Linked DNA regions of Homo sapiens: region 2 is linked to region 1. A link is a loop called in an ENCODE intact Hi-C map of the cell type or tissue named here. Cell type or tissue: B cell. All regions are shown on one strand. Links, peaks and the distances in the headings refer to the core of each region. The heading gives the core; the rest is flanking DNA.

Region 1 (11,058 bases), core at 1,719-9,718:
CAGGCACGGTGGCTCATGCCTGTAATCCCAGCACTTTGGGAGGCCAAGGCGGGTGGATCATGAGGTCAGGAAATCGAGACCACCCTGGCTAACACAGTGAAACCCCATCTCTACTAAAAAATATTTAAAAAATTAGCAGAGTGTGATGGCGGGCGCCTGTAGTCCCAGCTACTCGGGAGGCTGAGGCAGGAGAATGGTGTGAACCTGGGAGGCGGAGCTTGTGGTGAGCCAAGTTTGTGCCACTGCACTCCAGCCTGGCTGACAGAGCGAGATTCTGTCTCAAAAAAAAAAAAAGAAGAAACTGCTTGTGGAAGGAATCTAGAGCTCTGCCTTCTTCCATGGCAGGCTGGGGGCAGTACTGTGCTCACCAACTGATTATTACATTAATAATAATATACCGGGTTGGGTTGCTCACTCCTGTAATCCCAGCACTTTGGGAGGCTGAGGCAGAAGGATCGCTTGAGCCCAGGAGTTTGAGACCAGCCTGGGCAACATAGCTGAATCCCTGTGTCTACAAAAAAAAAAAAATGTTTCAAAAAATTAGCCGGGCGTGGTGGTGTGTGCCTTTGGTCATTTGAGCCCAGGAGTTTGAAGTTGCAGTGAAGCTATGAATGCACCACTGCACTCCGGCCTCGGTGACAGACGGAGATCTTGTCTAAAAAAAAAATTAATAGTAAATATAATTGCCACCATGAATTAAGCCTGTGTGATGTCCTAGGCCTTGGGCTTGTTACTTTACGTGCACGATCTCATCTGCTCTGCTGTTCACCATATGCTCATGAGGGAGGTTCTATTAATATCCCCATTCTTAAGGGAGAGGAGACCAAGGCTACGTGCCTAAATGCTGTGGAGCGAATGAATGAAAAAGCATTAAGATTCAGAAATCATAAAAAGAAAAAAGAGGCTTGGAACAGTGGCTTACACGTGTAATCCCAGCATTTTTGGGAGGCTGAGGTGGCCAGAGTCACTTGATCCCGGGGGGCAGAGGTTGCCGTGAGCTGAGATTGCACCACTGCACTCCAGCCTGGGTGACAGAGAAGACTCCACCTCAAAAACAAAAAAAGGAAAGAAAAAAGAAAAAACACCACTTCTCCTCCTTCCAAAGGTGGTGGGGATAGAAGGGGATATTCTCTTGGTCCAAGAAAAGTTATCCTTTCTAGGCCCCTGGAGCCACTCTGGGAGTTTGCTCTCCTCCAGTGAGGGAGACCCCAGGGTCAGGCTGCACTCACATCTGTCTGTTGTAACTGAACTGGTGGGCACATCCGTCTCTTAGGGGTTGGTGCCTGCAGGTCCATTCCTGAGCCCCAGTTCCCAGTGCCATGTGTGTACCACAGCAGAAGATTAGACAGGACTGAGAGGACACAAAGATACTTCCCCAGACAAGCTCTGTAGAAAACCAACTCCAGAGACAGTCATTCTCCAACCTAGCCTCGGAGTAGGAGCTAAAGGAGTGAGCAAAAAATCCTCGCACAGTAAAGGGGACGATATTCTCTTGGGAGGAAATGGGGTGTTGGGAACCCCATGGGACATTCTGCAACGAAGTCCCAAGCCCCACTTTAGGTCCAGCAGTTATTTTTTTTTTTTTTGAGACGGAGTCTCGCTCTGTCTCCCAGCCTGGAGTGCAGTGGCGCGATCTCAGCTTGCTGCAACTTCTGCCTCCTGGGTTCAAGTGATTCTCCTGCCTCAGCTTCCTGAGTAGCTGGAATTACAGGCGTGCACCACCACGCCTGGCTAATTTTTCTGTTTTTAGTAGAGATGGGGTTTCACCGTGTTGGTCAGGTTGGTCTCGAAGTTTTGACCTCATGATCTGCCCGCCTCGGCCTCCCAAAGTGCTGGGATTACAGGTGTGAGCCACTGCGCCCAGCCTTCGGTCCAGCAGTTCTATATATATATATATATGTAATTTTTTTTTTGAGCCAGTACCTCATTCTTGCTCAGGCTGGAGTACAGGGGCATGATCACAGTTCACTGCAACCTCTGCCTCCCGGGCTCAAGCAATCCTCCCACCTCAGCCTCCCCGAGTAGCTGGGACTATAGGCTCGTGCCACCATGCCCAGCTAATTTTTCTATTTTTTGTAGAGATGGAGTTTCACTATGTGGCCCAGGCTGGTCTTGAACTCTTGGGCTCAAGCAATCCACCTGCCTCTGCCTCCCAAAGTGCTGAGATTACAGGCATGAGCCCCTGCACCTGGCCTAGGTCCAGCAGTTCTAACAAATACACTGGCCCTGGGCACTGCATTTAGGGGCTTCTTCTACTGGACAACTGGATTCCAGTCAAGAGGTCAGGGGAAGTTTGGGGTCAGGATTCCTCCCCATAGAGAGAAAATGGGGAGGGCCAGGCTTTGCCCAGGCCGGGGGGCATCCTTCCCACCTTAGATTAGGTGAAAACTCATCAGGCAAACTGTGTGCTTCAGACCTCAGGGGCCCTGAAGGAGTATCTCCCTCCCCCCAGGGATGGCCCACCCTCTGGGGTGAGAAAGGGATCACAGAGGTGGCCCGGGGGCTGCGGCTTTTGACTCTGTCCTGGGTGGAGAGCTTGGGTTTTATCAGAGGGAAGGGCTTTCATGGAGGAAGAGAGGCCATCCCTCAAGGATGGGTGGAGCTGGAGGGAGGAGATCCCAGGCAGCTGGCAGGGAACTGGGTGTCCAGGCCAGAGGAGCTCCTCCAGGTAGCTCAGGGGCAGCCAGGAGAACAGGGGGATCTGGAACACACCTGAAAAAGCAAACTTCATCTATAAATACATGGAACTTCATCTATAAATACAATACTGTTGGATTGTACAACTGAAATTGGTGACTTTTTTTTGTTTTGAACATACATCTTTCGTTGCATATAACACAACGTGATGCATTTCGTTTAAATTGTGGTAAAAGCCACACATGGTGGCTCACACCTGTAGTCCCAGCACTTTGGGAGGCCAAGGCGAGAGGATCACTTGAGTTAGAGACCAGTCTGGGCAACATAGCAAAACCCTGTCTCTACAAAGAATACAAAAAATTAGCCAGGAGTGGTGGCATGCGCCTGAGGTCCCAGTTACTCGGGACTGAGGCTGAGGTGGGAGGATTGCTTGAGCCCAGGAGGCAGAGGTTGCAGTGAGCCAGGATCGCGCCACTGCAAAAAAAAAATAAAAAAATAAAATAAAGCCGGGTGCAATGGCTCACTCCTGTAATCCCAGCATTTAGGAGGCTGAGGCGAATGGATCGCTTGAGCTCAGGAGTTTGAGACCAGCCTGCGCAACATGGCGAAACCCTGTCTCTACCAAAAAAAACAAAAATTAGCCTGGCATGATGGCGTGCATCTGTGGTTCCAGCTACTTGGGAGGCTGAGGCAGGAGGATTGCTTGGGCCTGGGAGGTGGAGGTTGCAGCAGTGAGCTGAGATGGTGCCACTGCACTCAAGCCTGGGTGACAGAGTGAGACTCTGTCTCAAAAAACAAACAAACAAAAAATGTTCAATCTTGCATCCTCCAAGTGACACTGTGCCTATTTTGAGACCCAGTTCAAATGCCACCACTTCAGAAGTCTTTTTTTTCAGCCGGGCACAGTGGCTCACGCCTGTAATCCCAGCACTTTGGGAGGCCGAGGTGGGCGGATCACGAGGTCAGGAGATCGAGACCATCCTGGCTAACACGGTGAAACCCCGTCTCTACTAAAAATACAAAAAAACTAGCTGGGCTTGGTGGTGGGCGCCTGAAGTCCCAGCTATTCGGGAGGCTGAGGCAGGAGAATGGTGTGAACCCAGGAGGCGGAGCTTGCAGTGAGCCGAGTTTGTGCCACTGCACTCCAGCCTGGGCAACAGAGCGAGACTCCATCTCAAAAAAAAAAAAAAGTTTTTTTTTTCTTCCAAGAGTCTTATCCCTCTCCTCTACTCTTCAGTGCCCCATTTCTCAAATGGAACATCTCTGTTTTTTGTTTTGTTTTTGAGACAGGGTCTCTGTCACCCAGGCTGGAATGCGACAGCACAATCACAGCTTACTGCAGCCTCTAACTCCTGGGCTTATGTGATCTTCCCACCTCAGCCTCCCAAAGTATTGAGATTACAGGTATGAGCCATCACACCTGGCCTTAGCACTTCCTTTATATAAAACACCAGTCCTCTGTGGTCAGTCTAGCCTTGAGACCAGGGCACTGGTACCCAGGGGGCTTGTGGAGATGGGCTGTAGCCAGCTGGGAGGTGGAAGCCTGGCCCCTGGCCCCAACTTTTGATGACACGCTGTGTGACACTGGGCAAGGCGCTTCTCCTCTCTAGGCCTTGGGGTCCTTGCCTGGCTGCAGAGGCTCTGTGGGCCTGCCCTCCCTCAGCTTGTTCAGGGATGCAGAAGAGCCTGGGAGGTGGGCAAGGAGGGAGATCATGGATTCCCATTGGACAGACAGGGACACCAAGGGCCGGATGGGCAAGGCCTGCCGGAGGTTCCTGAGCAAGCAGAGCACTTGCTGGGTCTCCAGTGCCGGAGTCCTGGACCCCAGCCTGGTGAACTGCGGCCCTCGGTGCAGGCCTCTGCCTTCTGTTGCTTTGGTAGGCGGACACCTCTTGCGCACCCAGGCTTCCTCTGCAACCGGGAGGATGGCTGGGTGGTTCCGCTGGAGCACTGAGTGGTCACCAAGACCCAAAGCAAGATGGGGCAGACTCTGAAAAGGCCCCTAGTCCCCTCCCCGACCTCATTATCTGGTCTCATCACCCTTTCCTACTGCTCACCATGGACCAGCTGCTCATCCAGGCAACATTTCAGGGTGGAGATTTCACAGCAGTGTAGCGGGATGGAGTTCAGGGCTATAAAGAGTGTTGGGGTCCAGGATCCTAGGACGGGGGCCCAGGACTGCAGGCTGGGAACTTTTGGTTAGCATGCCAAACTCCTGGACTCCCACCTGTGCCTTGCATGCCAGCAGCAGGATTTTGAGCAAGAGACACTGACCCACCCAGCACATCTTAGGGTCCAGGGGGGCTGAAAGGTCCATCCGGGAAGGCCAGGCTGCCTGGGATGAGGTGGCAGCTCAAGGAGAAAACCTCCTCCTCTCGGGCTTTGCCACTCCAAGACTGGCCCTTTAAACTGGAGACCATGATGTCACCATAGACAGCAAGGGACGGGAGGGGGACTGCAGGCCTGAGGATGGACTGCATCTCCCAGCAGGCTTGGGTGCACCACACCCCTCCCAGCAAGCACTGACTCATCGCAGACTTTTAACTAGTCCAGTGCTGGTTTCCAAGGGGTTTCTGAAGTGTCTGGTGGTTCTGGGGTAAGGGTGAGGTTCCTGGGGGGATGGCCTAGGGCATAGAAGGCCCAGGCCAAATCTGTGGGCCTAGCGTAGCTTGCTGCGACTCCTTCCTGTCAGTGTCCTGGCATCACCCTACTTTCCTGGTGCAAACTCCTAAGCCCTCCTCTTTCCCTATGCAGCCTCCCTTCTAGAATCCAGGCTTCCCGCCCCCGGCTAGAGCCCATCCCACTCTGCTCTCTGGCTTCAAAAGCTTCGGCCTTCACCCCCGAGTCTGCCCTCAGGGGTGTCCCCTTTGGTCTGGCAGCTCACTTTAAACGGCGCGGGGACTACATCTCCCAGCGGCCCCGGGCCTTCCTGACGCAGCCCCCCCTTTCAGCCCGCGGGGAGGTGCGGGCCGGGTGGGGGGAGGTGACTTGATGTCATCCTGAGCAGCTGGGCGGCGGGTGCCGGTGCGCACGGAGCCGAGCCGGGGCTCCCGTTGCGCTGCACCGCGTTGGGTCGGAGTCCCAGGACTTCAGCGGAGATCCGCGCGCTGCGACGGCCGGTGCAGAGCCCGCCGAGCGCCCAGTCCCGGCCCGGGGCTGAGTTGGGGGCATGCTCTAGCCGCCCCCCCGGAGCCCGGGAGAGAACCCAGGAGCGCCGCCGCCCAGCCCCAGCGCCCCGAGCGGAACCGCTGCGAAGGGGCCCTGAACGGCCGTCGCCCTCCCTACGGGCAGCCCCCGGGGGTTGGCGACCGAAGTCTAGGTTTTCGAGAAGTGAGTGTCCCCCACCCCATGAGGTTTGGGGGGCCAGGAAGGAGGAGCTGAGGTGGGGGAGGGTGCCAGGTTCTAGGAGCGGGGTGGCATCGGGACAGCACCTCCAGTCTTGGGGTTGTCCCAAGTGGCCGGGATTAGTGGAGCAGCGATGCGTTCCATTCTGAAAGGGGCAGGGATGACGATCGGGGCTCCATTCTGAGTCGGGGCTGGCTTGGGGGATAGGCCCTATTCTGGGAGGGGTTGTTTTGGAGGCTTTCTGTCTGAGAGAAGGGAGGGACATGTCCAGGATGGGAGGGGGCTGCACCCCTATTTTAGGGTCTGGGCAAGGATAGGAGGGAAAAGACCTGGGCACTCCACGCAGCCTCCCGGCTCTCCTGAGGAACTGATGGGCTTTCTCTGTCTCTTTCTTGCTGATCTTTCTGCCTGACTTCGTTTTCAAAAGAGCCAGGGTGGGAACCCTAACTGGACTCTTCGGGACCCCCAGGAAGGATCTGAGGCCTGAGCCATCCTCCTTTCTACCCTGTCTGCCCCCCAGGACTGGGCAGTTGCAGGAGGCCCTGGGGGGGGGCCCAGGACTGTGGTTGTGCCCCCCCCCCAAAGGCCGGACAGGATGGGACCAAGTTAGTCTGTCCAGTCTCACCCAGCACCTCCCAGGCCCAGAGAGAACCCCCGGGGCTCTGAAAGCTTGCCCTGCCGCCTGACCGCCATGGAGACGAAGCTGCCCCCTGCAAGCACCCCCACTAGCCCCTCCTCCCCCGGGCTGTCGCCTGTGCCCCCACCCGACAAGGTGGACGGCTTCTCCCGCCGTTCCCTCCGCAGAGCCCGGCCCCGCCGCTCCCACAGCTCCTCTCAGTTCCGCTATCAGAGCAACCAGCAAGAGCTCACACCGCTGCCCCTGCTCAAAGGTGAGCTGGCTGCTGGCCACTGGGGGAACCGAACCCCCGAGGGGACCAGCAGGGCCATGGGGAGGGGTGGGAGGCAGCGGGCAGCTGCCAAGAGAGAGAGTTTGGATACCCCTCCAGGCTAGGTTCTCCGCCATCAGAACTGACCCCAGCCCTCCAGCCCTCTCTGCTGACACATGGCCTGACTGGCCTGTCATCCTTAGAGGTGGGACATCCGAAGGTGGTGCCACCCTAGGGGCAGACCAAGGCCAAGGGTGGGGCCCATAGCCTGGGTTCCAGGGGGCCACTATCAGCCCAGCCAGCTGCCAGATCCCTGGAGCAGGCGCTTGGCAGGGTTCCCTGGGATCACCACATAGGTCCCTTCCCCAGCCTTGGGCCATAGGGCCAGACTGGCCAAGCCTGAGGACACCGTAGAGATCCTTGGCCCTGAACCCCTCCCCATTTCTGGCCCTTAGAACAGGGTGCCACCTGAGAGGGAGGCAGCAGCTGTTTGGGGCACCTGTGGAAAGCTGCTGCATCCAGGATTTGTGATCTTGCTTTAAAACTCAGGCCATCATACTCTCTGAGCCTGGATTAGGAGGAAGAAAAGCAACCCTCAACCCCCAGGAATGGAGGAAGGGACAGTAGTTGTTTGCTGTCTGCAAGGAGCAGGAGATGGCACAAGAGCATGGGGCCTGGGGGCAGCAGAGGCAGCCGTGGAGATTAGGAGGGTCTGCCCCACCCACAGCTGGGGCAGCTGGGGGAGCTGGGGCCCAGGCCCAGGATGCCCTCTCCTCCCCAGATGTGCCGGCTTCCGAGCTGCACGAGCTGCTGAGCCGGAAGCTGGCCCAGTGTGGGGTGATGTTTGACTTCTTGGACTGTGTGGCCGACCTCAAGGGGAAGGAGGTGAAGCGGGCAGCCCTCAACGAGCTGGTGGAGTGTGTGGGGAGCACCCGGGGTGTCCTCATCGAGCCCGTCTACCCAGACATCATCCGCATGGTGAGCACCTGCCACCCAGGCTCCGAGGGCCGGCCGAGAGGGCGTGTGAGCCCCGTTTCCTGTCCGCAGGACCCCTGCGTGGAGAATAACCCTGTACTCATCGGCTTGGCCTCAGTCCACGTCTTCCTTCCCCCCGACCTGCTGCTGCCCAACACCCACTGAATGCCTCCGGGCCTGCCCCACGTCCACACCTTTGCTTATGCTTGCCTGAGACCTGGAGTGCCCTGCCCCACACCCCATACCATCCATGGCCTGGCTCAGGTGCCGCCTCTGCCAAGAAGCCGCTGTCAATAACCAAGCTGGAAATCTCCCTTTTCCTGCCCGTAGACCTCACAGCTTCTAGCCTTGTTCTCCCCACTGGATTGCACCTGCCTAGAAGGCAGGGATGTGTCCCATTCACCCCTGGGTTCCCAGCCCCTGGCCCAGGGCTTGCACGAACTAGGCGTTCAGGTGATGATTGCCCAAGGAATGAACTGCTTGCTGGGGCAGATGCTGAAATCAACCCATTAGAACTTTGAATGAGGGCCGGGAGCAGCAGCTCTCATCTGTAATCCCAGCACTTTGGGCCAAGGCGAGAGGATCACTTGAGGCAAGGGGTTCAAGACCAGCCTGACAGTGAGACCGCATCACTACAAAAATTTAAAAATTTGCCGGGCATAGTGGTGTGCTACTGTAGTCCAGCTACTCAGAAGGCTGAGGTGGGAGGATCGCTTGAGCCTGCCTGGGAGGTTGAGGTTGCAGTGAGTCGAGATTGTACCACTGCGCTCCAGCTTGGGCAACAGAGCGAGACCCTGTCTTGGGAAAGAAAAAAAAAAAAAAAGCTTTGAATGAGAGACTCCCTGGCTTCTGTCTTCAAGGGCTTTTCCTTAATGAACCCCAACTCTGCCACTCAGATCTCAGTGAATATCTTCCGGACTCTGCCGCCCAGTGAGAACCCTGAATTTGACCCTGAAGAGGATGAGCCCAATCTTGAGCCTTCGTGGCCACACCTGCAGGTCTGAAGGGTTGGGGAAGACAGAGATCCAAGTTTCAGAAGAGATCCAAGGCATGGGGAGAGGGCCTCCTTAGCCCCTAGACAGTTGGATGAGGGCCATAGGGTGGAATGAGTGGGTGAGGCTGTTACTGAACTCACCTTTTTGTCTGTCCCCCTCCCCCAGCTGGTATATGAGTTTTTCCTGCGTTTCTTGGAGAGCCCAGACTTCCAGCCCTCCGTGGCCAAGAGATATGTGGATCAAAAGTTTGTCCTGATGGTGAAGTGGGGAGCCCAGGCTGGGTGGTACCACAAGGCAGGGGCAGGCTCTCTGAGGGGCCAGGGATAGGATGGAAGCAACCTGGGGTGGACCTTTCCCCTGACCCTGACCCTGACCCTGACTCTGGTTCCCACAGCTCCTGGAGCTATTTGATAGTGAGGATCCCCGGGAGCGTGAGTACCTCAAGACCATCCTGCACCGGGTCTATGGCAAGTTCCTGGGTCTCCGGGCCTACATCCGCAAACAGTGCAACCACATCTTCCTCCGGTGAGTGGCTGCTGCCTGCCCAGCAGAGACCTGGGGAGGGTGAGAGGGCTGTTAGAAGACTGCGGCAAAGGCCATGTGCGGTGGCTCACACCTGTAATCCCAGCACTTTGGGAGGCCGAGGTGGGTGGATCACCTAAGGTGAGGAGTTTGAGACCAACCTGGCCAACATGGTGAAACCCCGTCTCTAATAAAAATACAAACATTAGCCAGGCATGGTGGTGGGCACCTGTAATTCCAGCTACTTGGGACGCTGAGACAAGAATTACTTGAACCCAGGTGAAACCCCGTCTCTACTAAAAATACAAAAAATTAGCCGGGCGCGGTGGCGGGCGCCTGTAGTCCCAGCTACTCGGGAGGCTGAGGCAGGAGAATGGCGTGAACCCGGGAAGCGGAGCTTGCAGTGAGCCGAGACTGCGCCACTGCAGTCCGCAGTCCGGCCTGGGCGACAGAGCGAGACGGATGAACCCAGGAGGTGGAGTTTACAGTGAGCCGAGATCATGCCACTGCACTCCAGCCTGGGCAACGGGGAGACTGTGTCTCAAAAAAAAAAAGAAAAGAAAACAAAAAAAAAGAAGACTGCAGCAAAGGCTCCTGGGCTGCAGGGGCCCTTGTAGAACTTCTGTTTTCCAAGCCCTTTCTCAGTAACGTATTACATATTGATTATACAAAGCCTGTGAAGTTGACAGAGAATGGGTATTTATTTCCATTTTACAGATGAGAAAGTAGAGGCCAAGAGAGATGAAATGGTTTGCAGGGACTGGGTCAGTCCAGGGGCCTAGGAGCTAAATCATTTGACCCTTATCATGCCAGGCCATAAGGACCCAGAGAGAGATTCTTTCTGCAAACATGCACTGAGCACCAGCACCCACTGGGCATCAAGGCTCACGTGGCCTTGTAGTTGAGACCATGGCTCTGAAGCTGTATGGCCTACATTTGAGTTTGGTTCCAACGTTTGGGTGAACTTTGGCAAATTACTTAAGCTCTCTCCTAGTTTGCTCGTCTTTAAAATGGGAATGCTGGCTGGGTGCAGTGGCTCATGCCTGTAATCCCAGCACTTTGGGAGTTGGAGGTGGGCAGATCACTTGAGATCAGGAGTTCAAGATCAGCCTGGCCAACGTGGTGAAACTCCGTCTCTACTAAAAATACAAAAATTAGCTGAGTGTGGTGGTAAACACCTGCAATCCCAGCTACTCAGGAGGCTGAGGCAGGAGAATCGCTTGAGCCTGGGAGGTGGAGGTTGCAGTGAGCCAAGATTGCGCCACTGCACTCCTGCCTGGGCGACAGAGCGAGATTCCATCTCAAAGATAAGATAAAAATGGGGATGCTGCTTGTACTAACTCAGGGACCATTATCGAGGTGACATGGGGCCTTGCCTGCAAAGCACTCAGCATAGCTCCTGGACTGAGGCCGGGACTCTGAAACATTAGTTGTTATTAGCTACAAAATGGGTGAGCCATGATCCCTGTCCTCCTGCACCTTGGAGTTCATTAGATTCCCTGCCTATTAACATTGGGGTTGTTTTATTTAACCGCTGAGTCTTGATTTCTTCATCCATGTGATGGATTTCTTAAGCCCCATCTCCCTGGATAATTCTGAGACTTACATGGTACGGAGTAGATGTGCTAAGTGTTTGTCATTCTCTTGGTTGACTGGCAAGAGAGCCTTGAGCTTGGGACTCAGTGGCAGAGGTGGCT
Region 2 (11,058 bases), core at 2,105-10,104, 66 kb after region 1:
TTGAATTTTTAGTAGAGACAAGGTCTTGCTTTGTTGCCCAGGCTGGTCTCAAACTCATGGGCTCAAGCCACCTCGGCCTCCCAAAGTGCCGGGATTAGAGGTGTGCACCACTGCGCCCAGCTGGCCTACTCCTTTCTGTTCCTCTAACATGTTTAGTGCTTTTTCTTTTTTTTTTTGAGGCGGAGTCTCGCTCTGTTGCCCAGGCTGGAGTGCAGTGGCGCCATCTCGGCTCACTGCAAGCTCCACCTCCCGGGTTCACACCATTCTCCTGCCTCAGCCTCCTGAGTAGCTGGGACTACAGGCGCCTGCCACCACGCCCGGCTAATTTTTTGTATTTTTAGTAGAGACAGGGTTTCACCGTGTTAGCCAGGATGGTCTCAATCTCCTGACCTTGTGATCCGCCCGCCTCGGCCTCCCAAAGTGCTGGGATTATAGGTGTGAGCCACCGTGCCCAGCCTACGTTTAGCGCTTTTTCCAGACCCGGAGTTTTTACACATGGTATTGCCTCTGAGTGGCATGTTCTTTCCCTAGATCTTTGCATGGCTGACTCTCTCTTGTCATTCTCATCTTGTCAGGTCTCATCCTGAATGACACCTCCTGAGAGACCCTTCCCTTGAATTCTCTATTTTTTTTTTTTTTTTGAGGCAGGATCTCACTCTGTCATCCAGACTGGAGTGCAGTGGCTCGATCATGTCTCACTGCAGCCTCGACCTCCCTGGCTCAAGCAATCCTCCCACCTCAGCCACCCAAGTAACTTGTTTTTCCGCCCAAGACGGAGTGTTGCTCCATCGCCCAGGCTGGAGTGCAGTGGTGTGATCTCGGCTCACTGCAACCTCTGCCTCCCGGGTTCAAGCAATTCTCCTGCCTCAGCCTCCCGAGTACCTGGGATTATAGGCACCCGCCACAATGCCCAGCTAATTTTTGTATTTTTATTAGAGACAGGGTTTCACCATGTTGGCCAGGCTGGTCTTGAACTCCTGACCTCATGATCGCCTGCCTTGGCCTTCCAAAGTGCTGGGATTATAGGCGTGAGCCACCGCGCCTGGCCAAGCATTCTTTATTCAGCTTTTCAGTAGTCCATCACATGAGTGTACCAGCATTAATTGAATCACTCCCATCTATTTGTTTGAGGGTGGGGTAGAGTTTTACCTTCTTGGGTCATATCTATTAGCATGTGCTGCCCCTGAAGTCTGGGCCTGCAATGAGAATCCAGGAAGGTTGAAGGCTGGGTTGCCTGCAGCTAAGGGCTCCTGATTGTTGAACCAAGTCTATATAGTTTCCTAGCTATGTGACCTTGGACTTATTACTTACTACCTCTGGACCTCAGTTTCCCTTTCTCTCTCTTTCTTACAGCTCTAGCTCAAAGACAGTTTCCTCTTCTGAACAGTGGGGTTGAGAAGCATACGTCACAGAGTTACTAGAGGCATCATTGAGTTAATCCAAGTAAAATAGCACAGAGCCTACTATACTTTAGGGTATACAGATACAGCACGACCATGCTGTCCTCATCCTCCACTGAGTCCTCGTGCCCAGAGTATGTTGAATCCTGTCCCAGACTCCAGCCCACCTCTAACCAACAGCACCTTCGCTTCCCTCCCACCTGTTTGCTTTCCCTGAATCGCTGGTGACCATGGCTCTGCTGCCATCCACAGCCCTGTGACTTCCCTTTGCTATGTGAACCTGGCACAATGGTTACTTGTATGTGTCCTCTTGGCTGGGCCACAGTGCCCAGATATGTGGTCAAACATTATTCTGAATGTTTCTGTGAATGTGTTTTTGGACGAGATCAACATTGAAGTTGGTGGGCTTTGAATAAAGCAGGTTGCCCTCCATAATGTAGGTGGGCCTCATCTAATCGACTGAAGGCCTGAATAGAACAAAAAGACTAACCTTTTCCAAGCTAGAGTAAGTTCTGCAGCTGGTGGCCTTTGGACTTGAACTGCAACAGCAGCACTTTCCTGGGGCTCCAGCCTGACAATTCACCCTGAAGAATTTGGACTTGCCAACCTCCATCATCACATGAGCCAATTTCTTAAAATAAGTCTCCCTTGGCAGGGCGTGGTGGTTCACGCCTGTAATCCCAGCACTTTGGGAGGACAAGGCGGGCAGATCACTTGAGGTCAAGAGTTCGAGACCAGCCTGGCCAACATGGTGGAACCCCATCTCTACTAAAAATACAAAAATTAGCTGGGCGTGAGGCTGGGTGTGGTGGCTCATGCCTGTAATCCCAGCACTTTGGGAGGCCGAGGCAGGCAGATCACAATGTCAGGAGATCGAGACCATCCTGGCTAACATGGTGAAACCCTGTCTCTACTAAAAATACAAAAAAAAAAAAAAAAAAAAAATTAGCCGGGCATGGTGGCAGGCGCCTGTAGTCCAGGAGACTGAGTCAGGAGAATGGCGTGAACCCGGGAGGCGGAGCTTGCAGTGAGCCGAGATTGCACCACTGCACTCCAGCCTGGGCGACAGAGCGAGATTCTGTCTCAAAAAAAGGAAAAAATTAGCTGGGTGTGGTGGTGGGCACCTGTAATCCCCACTACTTGGGAGGCTGAGGCAGGAGAATCACTTGAGCCCGGGAGGCGAAGGTTGCAGTGAGCCGAGATTGCACCATTGCACTCCAGCCTGGGTGACAAGAGTGAAACTCCATCTCAAAAAAAAAACAACATTAAAAAAAAAATCTCTCTGTCTTCACACACACACACACACACACACACACACACTCTATTGGTTCTATTTCTCTAGAGAACACTGACTAATACACCTGCGCAAGTCCGTCTCATCTCTGAGCCTCAGTTTCCTCATCTGTAGTATTGGAGGGAGATTAATTAGCTGGTTCATGAGGGGTTGCCCATCTCTGTTATTCTCTCTTTTTTCAAAGACTCTGTAGGTTACAAAGAGAGGTTTAAGTAACTAGGCAAAGCAGAAAAGATTGCAAAACACTTTATTTCCATCACATATGTGCCAAGACTTGTGTTCTGTATCCAGGAGTGTGTTAGATACTAACATAGTGTTTCATTTACATGTGTGTGAAACCTGGGTGAAGAGCCAGGGTTTCTCTCCCCCACCCGCCTCAGAGTGCTTGTCCTGGAATCAGAGTGTAAAACCCCCTCTTGAAGCAGACACCAAAACTGAACTTCCACCCGGTCATGGGCCCTGCTCTTCCTGCTGTCAGCCTAGTCCAAAGAGCAATGAGGGAACTGCTTAGGAGGGGTCTGAGGGTGATGAGGGCCTGGGGGCCACACAGGGGTGGGTGCTGTCAGGTACAAGCCCATCCCTGCCTGCAAATAACCTTGCACAGGGTCCTTCCTCATTCTTTCCTCTTCCTTTTTGTTTATGAGATGAATGGCTCTTCTGCTGTGGCTTTAGGGGCAGTGGGGAGGCAGGGAGCTATTTGGGAACAGCCTGGAAAGCTGACCCTGCAGAATCTCCCAGAAGCCTTGGTGTGGCTATGGGTACCCAGGCTGTAGAAATCCCAGATGGTCCTCTTCCAGACCTCTCCCCAACTCCAGCTCACAGTTTCAGCTTCTTGGCACTGAAAACACTACTAGGGGAAGCAAGAGTCCACTTCAGGGCTTCTGCTTGGCCTCTACCCACCAGGGCTTGGACTCTGGACCTGCCCCAGCTAGGTTGGGGTTTCTGGGACTGCATGGCTCTGGCCCTGGAATCACGAAGCAGTGGGGAGAGCCCTTCTCTGCTCTGAGCATGCAAACCTTCTCACACCAGCCCACGGTTTCCAGGATTTCAGCCCCTAGGATGCCTGGGCCAGGACAGGAGAAGGAGGAGCAGAGGGTGGTGTTTCGGGCTCCAAGAAAGTCTTCGTGACCTTGGACTTGTCACTTGGCTTCCCTGAGCCTCAGTTTCCTTGTCTGAAAAAGTGGAGTGATAATCTCGATTTCTCAGGTCAACTGTGAGGTTGAAATAAGATATTGGTGGTGACAGGGCCTGTCACAGTGGGAGGCATCAGTGGTGGCTTCCTTTTCGACTGTGAAATCCTGGGCCAGCTGGTCAGCCACGCAGGGCAGCACCCAGTAGTGAGGGAGGAGAGGCCCGTGTGCTAAGGCTGCTTCCTGAGCCCAAAGAAGGGGCCAACCCAGCTCCGAAGACCAGGTTAGAAGTGGACTTGAGCAGAGGAGAGCAGAGGAAAGGCCAGGAGAGGGTGAGGGCTGGGATCCACAACCAGCCCTTGCCAAGTGGCTGCTGAGAGAGCAGGTTTGTGCTCCCTGCTCTGCAGACGTGCAAGCCCCAGGGCAGAGGAAGGGTTGTCGGGAGAGGACCCCAGCTTCCCTCTGGTGGGATGCTCCAGCTCGAGGGGCTGTGGAGGGGCAGTTTGGGCCGTGAGGCTGGGCTGGAGGGCACTGAGCTTAGAGGAAGACCCCTGCAGGCTGGAACCAGTGTGCGAGGCAAACAGGAGAGGGCTGGGGGACAGCTGGACAGGAGGTTCAGCAACCACAGCGGGGCCAAGGGACAGTGAGGGCAGGGGGCACTGGAGGAGGCTGGGAGAATCATGAGGCTGTGGACCTGGAGAGAGCGGCTGAGCTGGGTAACAGGAACCCGGGGTCTGGAACAGCTCCAGCTGCTCCCGGCAGCCATGTTGTCCCTGTGGGCCAGGGCCCAGGAGCCCCTCAGCCTGGTCCCAGCAGCCCAGGAGCCCTGGAGCTGAGCAGGAGGCACAATCCATGGGGCACAGGCGCTCATGCACGTGCAGGGTCCGGCTCCACCACGCCAGCTCGGCCTGCAGGGACTGGATCTCCTTCCGCAGGGCGAGGTTGTCTTTTTCCAGAGACTCGTGCTGCTGCAGAGAAGCAGATGGGCGGGGAGGGGAACCTCAGCCAGTGTCAGGGGCCCCGCATGAGCCTTAGCCCCTTCCAGGGTCCTCAACTTCAGGAGAAAGATGCCACCACCATTGGAATAGCCAAGTGGGGTCTCTTGGCCACTCTCTGGCCAGCCCTTCATAACCACCTACCAAGTCTCCCCTGTCCCACCCTCTGAAGGGGGCTCAGATCCGCCTGCTGTCATCCCACCACTAGTGCCCTGAGCCGGTGCCATTTCTCACCTGGGATATGCACGGGCCTCCAACCCGTGTGTCCCCCAAACCACCTATTCTCTTGCCCACAGGAGCCATTCAGCAACCATGTCATTAATTGCAGGTTAAAGCCCTTTAGAGGCACCCACCAAATTCCCTGTGGTAGAATTCCAGGCCTGTGTAGTGGCTGCAGCTCAGACCTCCGGTCTCCTCTCTCTCGCCTTCTTTCTTGCTCCCCTCCCTTCCTGACCCTCACATGAACTCTGCTTCCCGGCCACATTTCCTGTTTCCTCTGCCTGGACACCCTTCCGCCGCCCTTCTCTGTGCAAATCCCAACAGGGCCTTCCCGTGGCAACCTTGATGTCATTCTGTCCTAGATTGCTTATTGCCACTGCCCTTTTGAGGGCCCAGAACTCGCCCCTACGAGCACTGTGGGAGGATTCAGGGGATTGTTTTACAGGTTGACAGCATGAGTGTGTTCGATTCTGCATCCCTGAATCAGCATTTATTAAGTTCTGTTCTGCTGAACGCCGGTTCTGAGAACCCCTGAGACACAATCAATGTGCAGTTCTAAATAACCATTTATGATGACAGTAATGGTAAAAATGCAGAAAGAATTTTATATCCACATCTCACAGGGCTGAATAAATTGAACGACTTCCTTCAGTCCCCCACCCCCTTTTCTGGACACTTTGAAAGAAGAAGTTGCAAAGGTGTTTTGCATAAAAATGTGGTTTTGGCCCTGGACTCAAAGTTCTTTTTTTTGAGATGGAGTCTGGCTCTGTCGCCCAGGCTGGAGTGCAGTGGCTCGATCTCGGCTCACTGCAAGCTCAAGCTCCCAGGTTCACACCATTCTCCTGCCTCAGCCTCCTGAGTAGCTGGGACCACAGGCGCCCGCCACCACGCCTGGCTAATATTTTGTATTTTTAGTAGAGACGGGGTTTCACCATGTTAGCCAGGATGGTCTCGATCTCCTGACCTCGTGATCTGCCTGCCTCGGCCTCCCAAAGTTCTGGGATTACAGGCGTGAGCCACCGCGCCCGGCCCTGGACTCAGCCTGAAAGCCACCAGCCCCATTGCCACGCTGGTTTCTACATGTGGAATGATGAATTTTTTTTTTTTTTTTTTTTTGAGACAGAGTTTTGCTCTGTCGCCCAGGCTGGAGTGCAATGGCATAATCTCGGCTCACTGCAACCTCTGCCTCCCAGGTTCAAACGATTCTCCTGCCTCAGCCTCCCGAGTAGCTGGGACTACAGGTATGCACAACCATGCCCAGCTAATTTTTGTATTTTTACTAGAGATGGGGTTTCACCATGTTGGTCAGGCTGGTCTCGAACTCCTGACCTCGTGATCCGCCAGCCTTGGCCTCCCAAAGTGCTGGGATTGCAGGCGTGAGCCAATGTGCCTGGCCGGAATGATGGACATTTCTAAAATGTATCATTAGGCCACCCTTCACCTAAATTCTCCAAAGGCTTCAACTCACCTCCAGGAACGGAGTCACTCACTCATTCATTTATTCATTCGTTTGCCACCTTCAGGAGGCTCAAGGAGTAACAATTTCAATTTCATCCCTTCCCTCTTCTCTGCTTTAGTTTTCCCAACAGGATTTAACACCATCTGACATCCTGACCACTCTAGGGACTTTTTGTTTGTGGGTCTGGCTTCCCCAGGAGAATATGAGCCCTGTGGGTGGGGCTGGGGTGGGCGTTTGTCTACTGTGTCTACAGCTCTATATCCAGTGCTTAGAAATGTGCCTGGCACACGGGAGACGCTCAATAAGCATTTCCAGAAGGAAGGAATAAACGGATGCGTGGGTCTCCTAGGCACCATTCTGAGTACCAGTCCTCACTCTCACCTGGTCTACAGGGTGCTGCTCCCCACGCCTGTGCCAGCACTGTGTCATTTGTCCGCAATGCGTTTTCTTACCTTCATCCTCTGGGAAAACGCCCATTTGTCCTTAAGCTCAGGCTTCATCGCCTTTTTTTGTTGTTGTTGTTGTTGTTTTTGAGACAGAGTCTCTCTCTGTCTCCCAGGCTGAAGTGCAGTGGCACGACCTCAGCTCACTGCAACCTCCACCTCCCAGGTTCAAGCAATTCTCCTGCCTCAGCTACTGGGATTGGCTAATTAGCTACCACATCCCTGTAATCCCAGCTACTGGGGCTGCCTAATTAGCTACAATGCTTGGCTAATTTTTGTATTTTTAGTAGAGATGGGGTTTTACCACGTTGGCCAGGCTGGTCTCGAACTCCTGGCCAACAAGTAATCCACCCACCTCAGCCTCCCAAAGTGCTGGGATTATAGGCGTGAGCCACCGCGCCTGGCTCATCTCCTCTTTAGACCACTCAATGCCACTACCTATGTGCTATGGACTCTATTGTGTTCCCTCCAAAATTTATGTGTTGAAGCCATAACCCCCGATGTGATTGCATTTAGAGATAAGGCTCTTAGAAGGTAATTTAGATTAAATGAGGTCCTAGGATAGAGGATCGGGTTCTAATCTGATAGGATTGGTGGCCTTATAAGAAGAGGGAAGGAGGCTGGGAGCGGTGGCTCAAGCCTGTAATCCCAGCACTTTGGGAGGCCGAGGTAGGTGGATCAATTGAGTCCAGGAGTTCAAGACCAGCCTGGGCTACATGGAGAAACTCTGTCTCTACAAAAAATACAAAAGTTAGCCAAGTGTGATGGTGCATGCCTGTAGTCTCAGCTACTCGGGAGACTGAGGTGGAGAGGATCGCTTGAGCCTGGGAAGCTGAGGTTGCAGTGAGCCAGGATCGTGGACTGCACTCTAGCCTGGACAACAGAGTAAGACCCTCTCAAAAAAAAAAAAGGAAGAGGCCAGGCATGGTGGCTCACGCCTGTAATCCCAGCACTTTGGGACGTGGAGGTGGGAGGATTGCTTGAGCCCAGGAGTTCAAGACAAGCCTGGGCAACATAGCAAGACCCCCATCACTATTAAAAAATAAAGAATATGAAGAAATAAAAAAGAAAGAATAAATAAATAATAAATGAATAAAAAATTAAAACAAAAGGAGGGGGCCAGGTGCAGTGGTTCACGCCTGTAATCCCAGCACTTTGGGAGGCTGAGGCGGGCAGATCACTTAAAGCCAGGAGTTTGAGACCAGCCTGGCCAACATGGTGAAACCCCGTCTCTGCTAAAAATACAAAAATTAGGTGGGCGTAGTGGCGCATGCCTGTAATCCTAGCTACTCAGGAGGCTGAGGCAGGAGGATCACTTGAACCCAGGAGGTAGAGGTTGTAGTGAGCCAAGTGGCGCCACTGCACTCCAGTCTGGGCAACAGAGTGAGACTCTGTCTCAAAAATGACAACAACAACAAAAATCCCAAAAAGGAGAGGAAGGGAAAGAGATCACTCTGTCCTCTCACATGCACTGAGAGGCCATGAGCACACAGCGAGAAGGCAGCCACTTACAAGTCAGGAAGAGCACCCTCATCTGGAACTGAATTGGCTGGCACCTTGATCTTGGACTTCCCAGCCTCCAAAACTGTGAGAAATAAATGTCTATTGTTTAAGCCACTGTTTATGGTATTTTCAGATGAGCATGAAGCTCAGTAAAGGAAGCAACTTGCAACTGGGACTGGAAACCCTGCCCATTTTAACCCTGAACCAGAGTTCTCACAGTATGGTCTTGGTCACCTCCTGAATTCTGACCCCCAGGTGATTAATCACAAATCACCGTGCAGGTCCCTGGGCCCACCTGGCCTCATGAGGTGGGACCTGGCAGAGGAAGAATAATCCACTTTTTTTTTTCTATAGACAGGGTCTCAATCTGTTGCCCAGGTTGGATGCAGTGGTACAATCATGGCTCACTGCAGCCTTGAACTTCTGGGCTCAAGCGATCCTCCTGCCTCAGTTTCCTGAGTAGCTGGGACTACAGGTGTGCACCATCACGCCCAGCTAACTATTTTTTAATTTTTGTAGAGACAGAGTCTCACTATATTGCCCAGGCTGGTCTTGAACTCCTGGGCTCAAACAATCCTCCAGCCTCAGCCTCCCAAAGTGCTAGGATTACAGGTGTGAGCCACAGTGCCCAGCCTGGAATCTGCATTTTAACCAGTGTCTCAGCTGGCCATTGTGTTGGGGTCTCCCTATTTGCCTCCACTTCCTGTCTTCCTTCCCCTAGACTGCGGACACCTTAGGACACGGCTGGGCTGAGGATGACCCTTTGTGTCCCTGGAGCCTGGTGTGTACCTGGCACATGGTTTGTACTCAACACCCAGAACTTTCCAAATGTCAGCCACAGGATCCTTTTCTCATCCCAAACTCAGGTGACCTAGAAAAATACAGGAGTTTGGGGGAGGTCTGCTCAAAGGTGGGATGGAGAAGAGGTGGCTGGGCCAGTAAGTGGAGCCAGAGACAAGGAAAGGGGTTAGGGGTTGTCCACACCTGGTGCAGGGCGTCTGCCTTGTCTGTGTGCTTCTGCCGGCTTCGCTGGGCGGCTGCCCGGTTCTTCTGCTTCTTCAGCTGCCTTTGTTGCTCCTTGGGGTCCTGTGGGGCATGAGGCAGAGGACTCAGGGGGCCCAGCCAGGCCTTGTGCCCTCCGTCCTGGCCCGCCATTTGTAAAGCCAAGTCTTTCCCCTTGAGTCAAGTTCCCAAGGGTCTTTTATCTCCCAGAAGCTCCCTTGGCACCCACACCCCCTATAGCAGGCACTGCACACCTTGTTGGAACGCCAGCCTCACCCCTGTGTCCTGCTCACCGCTCATGTGGAGGGTGGGAGGGCAAGCAGGGAAGATGGGAAGCCTGAGATTCAAACTCAGACAGAGCCAACTTCAAACCCCACATTCTTTTTTCCTTTTTTTTTGAGACAGAGTCTCACTCTGTTGCCCAGGCTGGAGTAGTGCAGCGGCTCTATCTTGGCTCACTGCAAACTCTGACTCCCGGGTTCAAGCAATTCTCCTGCCTCGGCCTCCCAAGTAGCTGGGACTACAGGCACCTGCCACCATTCCTGGCCAATTTTTGTATTTTTAGTAGAGATGGGGTTTCCTCATGTTGGCCAGGCTCATCTCAAACTGGTCTTGAACTCCTGACCTCAGGTGATTCACCAGCCTCGGCCTCCCAAAGTGCTGGGATTACAGGTGTGAGCCACCGTGCCCAGCCGAGCCCCATATTCTTGAACCCAATCGCCCCATCCCTGCAATGGAAGCACCACAGCAGAGGGTTAAAGCCCATGCGGCAGGCAGCCCAGAGCCGGCGTGCCATAAAGCTCAGCTTCCATTCTTCTCATTGCCATGATTTCCACACCAAGGTGTGAACTTTCCTAACTGTGAGCTCCATGAGGGCAGATGTGGTTCTCTGTGCTCATGCCCAGCTCAAGCCCAAAGCAGATATTCACTTACTCAACAAACATGTATAAGCACCTACTATGTTCCAGGCAGTAAGCTAGAGGGACATGATAGCAAACAAAATACACACAAATCCCTGCCCTGAAATTGCTCACATTGTAGTGGGGTGGTAGCGAAGGATGAATGAATGAAGGGTTTATTCCGGTGGAAGAGTGGACTCAAAGGTTGTGACCACCTTGTACCCTGGGATCAATGAAACTTAGATAAAATATTTTACCCAAATGTCCAGAGCTCTGCAAAGTCAGAGCAAGAGGGACTGTTGGAGAGCTCACAGCCCAGCCCCCGCCCCCAAGTCTCTCTGGGGTATGTGTTTTGAGGGTAAGGACCTCAGGCAAGGCCCTGGCCGCCCTGGCTGCAGATTCTGAATGCTCCTAGGCTCCTGCTCCATATGCTCCCTTGGGCCATGTCCACAGCGGGCTCACTGTAGACACTGGGGCACCAAGAAACTAAAGGCTGAGACAGGACCCACGGTGAGTGAAGGGGGCTCCTGTGAGATAAGCAGAGCCTCCAAGGGAAACCATGGCCCAGGGAATTTATTTATTATTTTACTTTATTTTATTTTATTTTATTTTATTGAGACAGAGTCTCTGTCGCCCAGGCTGGAGTGCAGTGGCGTGATCTTGGCTCACTGCGACCTCCGCCTCCCAGGTTCAAGTGATTCTCCTGCCTCAGCC

Evidence for each region. Hi-C counts contacts between places; a loop is a spot of excess contacts. Peaks named below come from ENCODE experiments on the same cell type or tissue, not always from the same donor. Only the 100,000 strongest peaks of a DNase experiment are listed, where the experiment ranks them.
Region 2: a loop joins it to region 1, with 6 times the contacts of the local background. A loop is called at or near these places in 39 of 110 quality-filtered maps.

The regions. Positions count from the first base shown.
Region 1 is chr11:64,919,062-64,930,119 of GRCh38, forward strand. PPP2R5B (protein phosphatase 2 regulatory subunit B'beta) reads left to right here and starts at 5,628. Exons shown (of 14, transcript NM_006244.4): 1 at 5,628-5,967; 2 at 6,410-6,872; 3 at 7,651-7,847; 4 at 8,741-8,842; 5 at 9,005-9,097; 6 at 9,234-9,364. The coding sequence starts at 6,674. RefSeq lists enhancers at 4,589-5,386, 5,007-5,076, 5,217-5,386, 8,335-9,534 and silencers at 5,497-5,716, 5,817-5,926. In B cell, for the core only: no CTCF peak of the experiment used is centred there; DNase peaks (open chromatin) are centred at 5,140 and 5,600; H3K4me3 peaks cover 1,741 bases; H3K27ac peaks cover 1,391 bases.
Region 2 is chr11:64,985,021-64,996,078 of GRCh38, forward strand. BATF2 (basic leucine zipper ATF-like transcription factor 2) reads right to left here. Exons shown (of 3, transcript NM_138456.4): 2 at 9,428-9,529; 3 at 2,925-4,792. The coding sequence ends at 4,109. Among named protein-coding and RNA genes, the nearest start is that of BATF2, 6.4 kb to the right of the region's middle. RefSeq lists an enhancer at 4,644-5,171. In B cell, for the core only: no CTCF peak of the experiment used is centred there; a DNase peak (open chromatin) is centred at 5,721; H3K4me3 peaks cover 1,146 bases; H3K27ac peaks cover 276 bases.